Regions from separate parts of the Homo sapiens genome. Here region 2 is linked to region 1. The links are chromatin loops, found by intact Hi-C in ENCODE. Cell type or tissue: Caco-2. All regions are shown on one strand. Each heading gives the region's core, and the rest is flanking DNA. Links, peaks and the distances in the headings are about the cores only. Region 1 overlaps KRT19 (keratin 19). Region 2 overlaps KRT37 (keratin 37).

Evidence for each region. A loop is a pair of places that touch in the nucleus more often than their neighbours do. Peaks named below come from ENCODE experiments on the same cell type or tissue, not always from the same donor. Only the 100,000 strongest peaks of a DNase experiment are listed, where the experiment ranks them.
Region 2: a loop joins it to region 1, with 2.6 times the contacts of the local background. A loop is called at or near these places in 5 of 110 quality-filtered maps.

What each region holds. Positions count from the first base shown.
Region 1 is chr17:41,519,577-41,524,657 of GRCh38, forward strand. KRT19 (keratin 19) reads right to left here. Exons shown (of 6, transcript NM_002276.5): 4 at 4,803-4,964; 5 at 4,567-4,692; 6 at 4,041-4,421. The coding sequence ends at 4,167. Among named protein-coding and RNA genes, the nearest start is that of KRT15, 3.2 kb to the left of the region's middle. RefSeq lists enhancers at 1-653, 1,767-2,966. In Caco-2, for the core only: no CTCF peak of the experiment used is centred there; DNase peaks (open chromatin) are centred at 125, 1,755, 2,465 and 2,945.
Region 2 is chr17:41,414,094-41,420,873 of GRCh38, forward strand. It overlaps KRT37 (keratin 37), which reads right to left. Exons shown (of 7, transcript NM_003770.5): 7 at 6,454-6,780. Among named protein-coding and RNA genes, the nearest start is that of KRT37, 7.1 kb to the right of the region's middle. In Caco-2, for the core only: a CTCF peak has its summit at 3,605 (motif pointing right); DNase peaks (open chromatin) are centred at 2,078 and 3,638.

The DNA.
Region 1 (5,081 bases), core at 82-5,081:
CTGCCATCCTCCAGCCTGTGTTCCTGGCACCCTCACAAAAGCCCAGCAGGCTTGGGACTGACAAGGGGATGACTGATGATCCCGACACCTGCCAACTGCACGGCGCTGAACCTTTGCTCGTTTCTGGGATGTGTTGGGGCAAACCTCCGCTGATAAGGCTGGGGCAAGTTCCAGGAAGCCCCTGCCTTCTCCAGGAGAGGCATGTCGCTGCTTAGCAGGGCCAGATTAGCCCCCATCTGTCCTGTCAAGTGCTGGCTGGGGACGGGCCGCTGCAGAAGGCTCTATGTGCCTGAATGCTGTGGAAGGGAAGAGAAGGGAGACTGGCAGGCAGGCTGGAAGACACCGGAGATCTTGAAGACCAAGGCATTGCTTCACACAGACGGGGAGTTGAACACTCAGGAGAGCCCTTTTCTCTGCCACCAGCTCAGGGACACCTTTCCAGGGACACCTGATACCTGTGGGCAGTGCCACTTGGAGGTGTGGCTCAGCCCTCTGGACCTGGCCCCAGGGCTTACAGAAACTCAGGAGGAGGATTCCTAGCCCAGGTTGCAGCATGGTGAAGTGGACAGGGCTCTGGAGTCCCTCAGGCCCGGGTTTGAATCCTGGCTTTATCAATTATCATGGTAAGACTGTGAGGCCTGGGTTCAAATCCTGACCCTACCAATTACCATGGTAAGACTGTGGACATTTACCTTTTTAAGTCTCTGTTTCCCTGTGGCAAGGGGCGCTCTCAACTCTCACTTCCAGGGAAGCCCTGTGGCCCAAGAGCCCCCATCCTGCCCCCTCCTGGATCCCCACCCAGGTGCCAGACATGCAGGGGCCAGGGTGCATGACCGGCACCTGCGCCTGAGTGCCCTCACCAGGAGGGGCTTTGTCGTTGGGCATCAGAACATGCCCTGTGAGCCTGAGCATGTTCTTAGGCTCAACGGCATCGACCTTCCATAGCCAGCTCCTATGGGGCAACGCAGGTTGTTCTTAGGTTCTTATTTTGCTATAATAGCATAATCCTTTACTTCTACCCTGCACTTTGTGATTTACAAAGCACTTTTGCATCCATCACCTCCTCTCATCCTCACAACAGAGGGTGACCCCCACCCAAGATTCAGAAAGAATGAAATTGAAACTTGGAGAGGTGAAGCAACTTGTGCCAGGTGGCACCACTGGTAAGGGGCAAAGCCAGGACTCAAACAGGTCCTCACACCCTCAACCAAACAGGGCACAGGGAAAGAGTCCTTCCTGCAGACCCCAAATTCCTGCATCTGAGCTGGGCTGGCAAGGGGAACTGCCAGCCAGCAAGGCTGGGGGTGGGTTCCTTCTCATCCATCTTCGCAGTGAGCCTGGCCTCCAATGCTGGGCACAGACAGTGTGGTATTGTCTCATGGGTGGGAGGGTATTGTCTTTTCCTCCGAAAGAAAAATAATCAAACTCAGATCATCCAGAGCTCATTAAAAGCCTCTGCAGACATTGTGGCCCCAGCAATTAACTCAAGAACAATTACTCGCCTTTCACCCCAGGGTGAGGAAGGGCTGGACCCCAGCCAGATCCCCTTCTGCACCTGACTCTCCTCCAGCAGCCCCTCGAGGTGGCTTTCTCTATACTCTCAGGCCCAGGCCAGGGGCGGCAGCTGCCCCCCTCACTGCCCCACGCACAAATCCCTGGTTTCAGTCCAAACCGCTACTGTGAGCTCCAGATCTGGGTGGGGCCCGGAGCCTCCTCATTAGCACCAGGTGGGATGGCCTTGCGAAGATAAAGCTCTGTCTGGCCCCAGCCCAGGCTGTAGCCCCGGGCCCTGCCCCAGGCAGCCTGCCCAGGATGCTGTGCCAGTTTCTGACCTTTGCCCACTGCAGCCAGATGGGGCCATCTGTGGAGCTGGCCTTTTCTCCTTAGAATGAGGCAGTGCAGCCCAGTGGAAAGAGACTCAGCCTCTCTGAGCCTGGTTCCTGATTTAAACTTAGGCCATTAACACAGACTCCCCTCAGGGCCATAGTGAGCATTTGAGGGCACAAGGAGAATGAAGTCTCCAACAACCTTAGAACCCTCCCACACCTCTCCTGTTCCCCAGGGAAATGCCAGGGAGAGGGGGTGTGTCCTGGAGCCCAGAGACTTACCTTTAAACCCCTCTTTTCCCATTTACCAGCTGTGCGGCTTTGGGTAATGCCGCCTCCTCTCTCTGAGCCTTAGTCTACCAATCAGGAAAATGGAAATAACTCCAGCTCAGCCTGACTCTCAGTTGGAGCAAGATGACTCACAGGAAATGCTCAACAGACTGAAGTGGCCACGATGACCAGCAGGATGTAAAGGCACTCCCCTCAACTTCCCCACTCCCCTCTCCCTCCTATCCCAGGTCTCCAGGCTGAGACAGAAAAGTGTCCCCAGTCCAGCCCCACCCTGCACTGTGCACACACAAAGGCAGGCTTCATTCCTGACACTCAGGCCTGAGACCTGACAGTCACCTGCCCCACCTGTGTGGGCCCAGACCCCGCCCCGCAGCCACATTCCAGGGGCCCCTGAGGCAGAGGGAAGGTTTCAGCTGTGACAAGGGAGGCTTTCATGGGCAGGGACAAGCGCCTCTGGGCAGTCCCAGCTGGGGGTGCAGCCAGGCCTCTCCCTCCAGCTCCAAGGCTTCCTGAGAAGTTAAGTTGGGGGTGGTGGTTTGTGGGTGCTGGAGGCCAGAACAGGACAGCTAGGGAGGGGGCAGAAGGGGGTCCCAGTCCAGGCTACAGCAGCGGGGCTCTGGGGTTACATGTTCATAACCAACCTTGAAACAGCTCCTCCTTCGGGATTGCCATGGCCGTGATGGGGTCTCCAGCCTCCTTAGCAGGGTGCTGAGTACATTTGGCAGCATGCGGGCGTGGAACTAGTGTCCCTCACTTGCCCCCATCACTCATAGGGTTGGGCCTGCAGCCCTCACCTCTCCACCAGGAAGAAGTGGGACTTCTTTTGGGGCCTCTTCCTTACCTTGAATTGGCCTCAGTTCTTGGCAGCTGAGATGTAAACCACAGGAGCAGGGCCATACCTACCCAAGGGCAGAGTTGTACCAGGAAGCTGGGACTTCGTTCTTTTGCTGGCCCAGGGCAGGCCCCAGGCAAGCCAGGGTTGGGGTCTCTGTGGGAGGTCTGGGTCACTGCTGGGTCCCATTCTGGGCTCTGGGCCCAGGTATGGGCTGGTGGGCGTTAAAGGGCTTATGCAGGGCTGCCCCAAAAATGGGTGAATGTGTTAGTGCATGCACACACACAACACACACTGACAGGTACAGCCTCCCCAGCCTTGCTCCAAGCGGGATGCCTGGCCCCAAACCCCCAGTTTCAGTGAGGTGGAGAAATGTGTCGGGAGGAACTGCCCCTAGGGATCCCCGGCCTGAGCCTTCATAGGGCACAAGACTGGAATGTCAGCAAGACCGGCACAAGTGGCGTCAACTCCAGGAGACCACCTGGCAGGGGCTGGCACCATGGGCTAAGAATCAGGCAACTTAGGTTCTAGTCCTGGCTCTACCATGTAGTTGCTGTGTGGCCTTGGACAAGTTACTGAACCTCTCTGAGCCTATTTCCTGATCTATAACATGCAGCTCATACTACCTTTTAGGGCTGTTTTTAATTCAATGGCACATAGTAGGTGTTCAATAAACATTAATTTCACACAGATACCTCAACGCCCTGGGGAGTAGAGTAGAAAGAAAACTAAATCTAGAAGCAAAAACAATTTCAAATCCCACCTTTGCCATGCATTAGAGCAGTTACATATAGAAAAAAACACTTCACCTCTCTGAGCCTTAGTTTACTTTTGTAAAATGGAAGCAATGCTTATTTCATGAGGTTATTTTAAGGAACGGGTTAAATAAATGAAGACTTCTGTAAACAGGAATTACCATTACAGGCAAAGTATGTGAGTACCCTCCCCTCCCTTTCCTGGGACAGAGTGAACTTTGGTTCAAATAAAACCTAAACAGGGCCAAGGCAGGACCCATCTCTCCATGGGCTCAAATAACAAACCGAACGACCTATTCTCTCCATGGGCTGAAATAATAAACCAAACGTCCTTCCTCCCTTGGACCATAAATTTTTATTGGCAGGTCAGGAGAAGAGCCGGGGGTAAGGGTCCCTTCCTTCCCATCCCTCTACCCAGAAGACACCCTCCAAAGGACAGCAGAAGCCCCAGAGCCTGCTGCCTCAGAGGACCTTGGAGGCAGACAAATTGTTGTAGTGATCTTCCTGTCCCTCGAGCAGGCTGCGGTAGGTGGCAATCTCCTGCTCCAGCCGCGACTTGATGTCCATGAGCCGCTGGTACTCCTGATTCTGCCGCTCACTATCAGCTCGCACATCGCCCAGCTGGGCTTCAATACCGCTGATCAGCGCCTGGATATGCGCCAGCTGGGCTCCAAAGCGCGCCTCCGTTTCTGCCAGTGTGTCTTCCAAGGCAGCTTTCTGAGGATAGGGAGAGGGGGTTGTGACTCAGCAGAGCCTGGTTCCCGGAGAGGGCATGGGCACAGCCACCGGCCAGGCTGCCCTAGGCTGCAAGGGTATAAGTGTGAATTGCACAGGGAAGCGGCGGCGGTGGGGGGACACATACCATGCTCAGCTGTGACTGCAGCTCAATCTCAAGACCCTGAAGGGTGCGCCGCAGGTCAGTAACCTCGGACCTGCTCATCTGGAGCTGCTCCGTGTGGCCAGCGACCTCCCGGTTCAATTCTTCAGTCTGCAGAGAGAGGAAGAAGAGGGAATAAGCATTGAGTCAGACCTTCGCGTAGGGAACACAAAGCCCTCCCCTTCCTAACCCCCAAAGGGTGCCTGCTTCCCTCTACCTACCCGGCTGGTGAACCAGGCTTCAGCATCCTTCCGGTTCTGCTCGGCCATGACCTCATATTGGCTTCGCATGTCACTCAGGATCTTGGCGAGATCGGTGCCCGGAGCGGAATCCACCTCCACACTGACCTGGCCTCCCACTTGGCCCCTCAGCGTACTGATTTCCTGTAAAGATACAGCAGAGATGGGCATGTCAGGGCCCAGACCCCACTGGGCCTGGCCCAGGTCACTTCCCCACCCTTCAGGCTAAAGGGGCTTAGTTTTCAGGTGCAGGCCTAGTAA
Region 2 (6,780 bases), core at 744-5,743, 100 kb before region 1:
AGATTTCTTACTCCTGGTTCTGCATTCAGCATGGTTCAAAGTCCCCTTGCCATCCCAGGAATGTTTCCCTGGACATGCTCCATGATGTAACAGTTACTATCACTCTTAAGTGCGGGCTGTACAGTGGGATTTCTGATTAGTTTAGATTGAAAGGCTGCCAGTAGATGGCCAGAAAACCTTCTTGCCCAGGACTTTTGTGTAAACCATGCTGGAGCCACTGGCTATTCAGCCATGACAACCAGCCAGCCACCAGTTGGTCCCATATACAGTCAATGAGACGCATGGGGACCCTTCTCTGTAACTCTATACAGATGTGGGTGATATTCTCCAAGGCATGATTTGCCTTATCCTGGTGACTTACTCTGAATGTCTGATATTCCTGAACTCCTGTTATACCAAAGCCCTTCTCAAGGGGATGGGGGATGCAGAGATGAAAAGGAGAAATTTCCACCCTCAAAAAGCTGAGAGCAGAAAAAGAGGTCACGTAACTCAGTGGAGGGAGAAGTGACTGGAGCTTAGAGATATAGAGGGGCCATCAAAGACACTTTGTCTGGAACTTAAGATTGGGAAGACTTGGATGGGCAGGAAAGATGGGAGACAGTTTTCCAGAAAAAGAGGATGAACAGGCCAGGCGCAGTGGCTCGCGCCTGTAATCCTAGCACTTTGGGAAGCCGAGGCAAGCGGATCACGAGATCAAGGATCGAGACCATCCTGGCCAACATGGTGAAACCCCATCTCTACTAAAAATACAAAAATTTGCTGGGTGTGGTGGCACACGCCTGTAGTCCCAGATACTCGGGAGGTTGAGGCAGGAGAATTGCTTGAACCTGGGAGGTGGAGGTTGCAGTGAGCCGAGATCGAGCCACTGTGCTCCAGCCTGGGTGACAAAAAAAAAAAGAGGATGAACACAAGAAAACACTCAGAAGCAGAAGTGGGCTCAAGAGAACTGGGTACAACTTCAGAAATGCAACAGCCAACAACAGGCCTGTCCCAAGTACTGGACCCCCAAAGAAATGAGTTTGAATGACACAAAATGTCAACCCAAAGAGCCAAATTGCATTTCTGAAGCCTGTAAGAGTGAAGTTTGTACTCCTCTATGCTAAAAATATTGTCTGCTTCTATTTTCATAACATCTCCACCAGTGGTCAAACTTTAACCAGCATCAGAATCACCCAGAGGGCTTGCAAAAAATGCAGGTTTTCAGGCCCCACACCACAGTTTCTGATTCAAGCGGTCTGGGGTCAGGCCAGGGAGTCTGCATTTCTAACAAGTTCCCACATGACACTGATGCTGCTGGTCTGGGGACCACCCTTGGAAGACGGAATCACTGCTCCATAGCAATAGACAAGTTTTGTGGTGACTTCATCCTAGGTGAATGAAGCACCAGGTCACAAAACAGGATTTGATGAATTCAAGAGGAGCCAGTGTTTGGATTACTGTACTTCAAATCAGTTAGCATGCAGTTTTCTCCAATGTAATAAGCAAGTTCTGTTTGTTTTCCTAGTTTGCTCTTCTTTGCTGAGGTTTGTTTTAGGAGGATATCTAGGATGAAGGAGAGAGGAGAGACAAAAAGGAAAATATGCACACTGTGTTGCTTATGCCTGTGGGGAAGAGGCCAGTCCACGCGAAAAACAATGTTCATAAAGGACAGATAAAGGTCACATGAAGTAATATCTATTGACATCTATTATGTGAAGGGAACCGAGCTTGGCACTTGGTATACAATATTTTACTTAATTCTCTCTCACACATTCACAAATCTATACACGCAAATTAGATAGACACCTACTATGTGCGGCCTACTGTGTTATTATTTGACCACCTACTATGTGCCACCAAGTATTATACCATATGCTTCCCATATAGTTGTGTCTTTTCATCCTTATAACCACACTACAAAGCAGTTACAAGTATCCCACTGTAGAGTAAAGAAAACAAAGCTCAGAGCAGTTAGGGATGTTGTCTGAACTCACCAAGTTGGAATGAAAAGTATGGGCCTTGAAATGTCAGCCCAGGTCTGCCTGACCCTGAAGCCCAAGTTCTTTCTGCTCTGCCCAGTGACCCAGAAAGGGCCAGATAGTGGACTCTGGACTGAACACAAGGCCAACACTCCTAGACGCCAGCTGTCCAACTGGATTTATTCAACAAATAGCTATGAAGTTCCTGCTCTGGGCCACACAACTTGCCTGAAGAGCTAGAAACAGAACAGAGTCCTCTGGAGGTTTTTGAGCAGATGAAAGAGAGAATCAAAGGAGAAATTTTAGAAAATTAATCCAGTGCCTGTCAACCTAAAATAATCAAAAGGCTCAGGATCTGGTTAAAAAGAGTTTTTTCAAGCATGGCATGTGAGAGCCGTCTTCTGGGGACACACGAACACCGAAGAATGGCAATCAGTACTCCCAGTGCAGGGGGAAAATGAAGATCACTTATATAGGCAAAAATAGAGGTGCTGAACAGAATTACGACGTTTTCCACACAAAGGCTAGTGTACAGATGTAAGATCTGATTGACCGCTATTGATTACACTCTCATGGGGTTGCTTAACATTCTATTGTAAAAAGGTAGCAGTCACAAGGGCCTCCTTCTCCAATGTCATTTACTCTAGGTTTGAATACAGACAAGGGAGTCTGGTTACTATGCAACATGTCAACACACAAGTCAGGAAGCAACTGTCTTTGCAGGAGAGAAGAAGAACAGCTATATCGCATGACCCAGTTTCCAAGGCTTAATTTTTCACTTCGGCATAATAAATTTAGAAAGCCCTGACATTTCATTTTCTTTTTTGTTTGTTTATTTGTTTTGTTTTTGTTGTTGTTATTGTTTTAGACGGAGTCTCGCTCTGTCGCCCAGGCTGGAGTGCAGTGGCGTGATCTCAGCTCACTACAACCTCCGCCTCCCGGGTTCAAGTGATTCTCCTGCCTCCGCCTCTGGCGTAGTTGGGATTACAGGCATGTGCCACCATGCTTGGCTGATTTTGTATTTTTAGTAGAGACGAGGTTTCACCATGTTGGTCAGGCTGGTCTCAAACTCCTGACCTCAGATGATCCACCTGCCTCGGCCTCCCAAAGTGCTAGGATTACACGCGTGAACCACTGCGCCCGGCCCCATTTTCCTTTTACCACTGCCCAGTGTGCACCCTGGAGTGGGAACACTCCATCTTCATTTCGTATGCTCTCTAGCATGCAATACAGTGCCTTGTACATAATATTTACTCAATAAATAGAACACAAAAGAGTGAAGGGCTGGTGGTGTGTGCAGAACAAACCTGGCACAGAAGAGAGCAGGAGGAGGCTCTTACAAGAATCCAGGCAGGATGTGATGGAACCCAAAACCAGCCACCAGCAGTGCTGAAGTAAAGGAAGGCACAAAGGACATAGATGCTGCAGAAGGACTCTACAAGACAGGGAGAATTACTGTATATGGGGTCAAAGGAGGAAGAGAAACCGAAAGTGGCCCCAAGGTCACCCCCAAGTTCCTAGGACAATTGTGTGCTTCAAGGGAGCTGAGAAGTCAAAGGAAAGAGCTGGCTAGAGCGGGAGAAGCTGCATTCAAGTTTGGAGAGGATGAGTGTGAAATATAGCTACCTGGGACTGGCCACTAGGGGGTCACAGACAAAGGCCTGGGGCCAGGGCAGAGCAGCCTGGGTCACTGAGAAACCCTCCTCCTCAGAAGCTAAAACGTATTACACCTGGCAGGCAGGTAAAGCAGGTAAGCTTAGCCCAGGGGCTCATACTTGAATAGGAACGGTGATTCTAACTGGGAGAGTCTGTGTATCACCCCCTAGCCCCAGTGGGGAGGTGATGTTTGGAATATCTAAAACAGATGGCAGGGAAGTTATTTTAGTTAGAGGAAGTGTCATTTGAAAACAAGCATAACCTGTATTTGAAATGAGCTGTCTTTTAGTCATGATACGAGTTTGGTATTTACATTTTTGAAAGTTAAAACATTAAGTGAGAAGGCAAGATATCTTTACATTTATTAAGTGGGAAGGCATGGTTATGAAACACTGAATTAGGTAGAAAAAAGATACATTAAAAATGGTTTAATTTAAACAGGCTGAGAACTTCATGAGCTTCAAGCTGAGCTCATGAAGATTATAAGTGGCCATGAGAACAGATGAAATTGATTTTGTTCTTGGTCAGGAAGACAAAGAGAAGATGCTGGGGGGAAGGAGGGGAGGGTGGGGCACACACCATCAGCCTTAGGTATCACATATCATCGTCTACAAAAAAACTATCCAAATAAAAAATGCTCCTGTTCAGGAAAGTCCAGAAATTCACTTCAATCTTCTTGGCTTCCCAGTGTAGACAGTGGTGGGAGCAGGAGTGGGCCCTTCCCCAGAGCTCTCTCGGTGACTGCAGTGTCCACCCCAGCAGCCTGTAGCTGTTTACCCTTTCTCCTTTCCACTTTGCTGGAATTTGTGAGAAATGGCATTTGGTGTCAAAAAATACATAAGTGCATGGGCCTCATGAGCCGCAACTGATGTTACCACGTGAAGGCTGGGAAGAAATATCACACATCAGCCCACAGGCAGTGCAGGATTGGTGAACTGAAGAGGGACGGGCTAAGCACTAGGTGGCTCAGAACCAGATGTGGCCCCCAGCCAAGGGAGCAGAAGCCTCAGGAGAAGGAAAATAAGAGACACCTGGTTGCAGTTATTGTGGCCAAAGCAAAGCCTATTGTGCCACATTCAGGGCTATATCCATCCAGTCGGTGAGAGTATGTGAGGCAGAGAGGCCAGGGACAGGCACAGAATGTCCAGGCGGGAGAATCACTTGCAAGAAAAGATGTCTGGGATTTGGTACCAGAGGGAGCCCTAAGCTCTCAGGCTAGGATAACGAATGTGAGTAAAACCCCAGGGTCCAGGTGTCCTGACTGCACTGGTTACCCACCTGCCAGCCTCTAGCCTTCATTTTCTATGTACCTGAGTGGCACCTCCTGTCACACCTAGCCATGGGACCTCATAGGTAGAGCTTGTTAAGGGTGTGACCTGGCCAAGAAAGGTGGGGACAGGTCGGATCTCCACAACCCCATCACACTGAGGGTCAGGGAGGGTCATGGCCACTTCTTAAAACATGACTCTTGTGGGTTCCTCATTAGAAGAGCCCACCAAACAGTCTTGTCCTCTGACAGCCCAATGAATGCTTTTTTGGATTCAGTTAGGCTACTTGGAGTGAGAAACAGGCCTAATGACAACAGAAGATGGCTTTTATTATTGCATGTACATGAACAAGGAATATGGCCAAACTTTCCAGCCACCAACGTAGAATCTAGGGCCCCGATGCTGAGAGTGGGTTCTGCTACTATCTCTTCAGCTCCTTTTTCTCTCTGGGAGGAAGAGATTGTACCTGCTGGTTCCTAGGGAGCCCCAATAAACCAATATCCACTGAACACCTTCTAGATGCCAGGAACATTAGATGCATTACCCCTCAACCACAGTGAGAGGGAAATACAACTATCCTACTTCCACAAACAAGGAATAGGTCTCAAGAGAATGCAGTGACCTGGCCAACTTCACTCAGCAAGGTGGGTTCAAATCCCACTTCAGAGTCACCAAGGTGGGATTTGAACCCAAGTTTCCCTGACCCTAGAGAAGATCCACCTCCACCACACTATGCCACCATGAAGAAGGACCAGTTTTTCATTGCTCTTTGCACCAGGGCACATGGACAAGCTGAGACCCAAGAGTTTCATTCTTCTGGACACACTTGGTGCTTGCCGTAAACTGACTAGCATGGCGTGGGAGGCAGCAGCCTCTCTGGGCTGCTCCTCCACCTGCTTATAACTGCATCTGGCTGTGAACCACCTTGGCCAGTGCCAAAGCCACATCTGAGAGGCAGGCAGGGACTTGGAGTGCTCTGATGGCAGCGGCAGCCCTCACCGCCAGCACCTCCAAGACAGCAGCAGAATAGACAACAGAAACATCAGTGGCAGCATCTCTCTAGAGAAAACTAAAGCCTAGAAGTGCCCCAGGACCAAGACCCCAGTCTCCAGTGCCCAATCTGGGCCTCTGCATTTGGGAGAGTGGGCGAGAATTCCATGGCTCCATGAAAGGGGCCAACTGGAGTGAGAGGAAAAACTTGGCAACTTGGCTCAGACAATTCTCAACACGACCTTCCTTTGACGATATTAGAATGCTAAGTGATGTGATTTTGCTCTTGGACAAAATAACAAGAGGCTGAAGATGCCAAAAGCATGGTAGGGACATGTTAGCTCTGAGCTGTTCTGAAAGAATTCAAACTTGGCAACTGGCATCACTTCCTTCCACCAGTCTATAGGGATCCCTGGGAAAGGTGAATACACATCCAACATCAGGAAGGGACCTTCATCCAGAGGCCCCAGAGCACCCCAGGGAGCTCCTGGAAGCAAGATGTCAGAGCCAGTGAGGACACAGGACCTGACGACCAGGACTCTCCGACATCTCACATACAACCAACACCGGGGAGACAGCACTTGGTGCAGGAAGGAGGTTTATTGACCATTTAATGCAGGGAACCCAGTTACATTTTTGGAGATTCTGAAACACTGGAATAGAACTAAAAGTACCAAGAAGAGACACCAGGAAAAATAATTGCTTTCATGGAAGATAATTACAACATTTTAGCAACAACAAAAAATACAGCTTAGAGGCATAGGCAGGGAGCCACTCCTTGGAAGTATCTGCTACCGGTTGATTTAGGGAAAATGCCTCAGTGAGTCTAGTCTTGAAGGAAGACTGGGCAAGGTGAGGGCACTCCTGACCCCAGTGCAACCAGCCTCAATCTCCTAACTCGGGCCTTC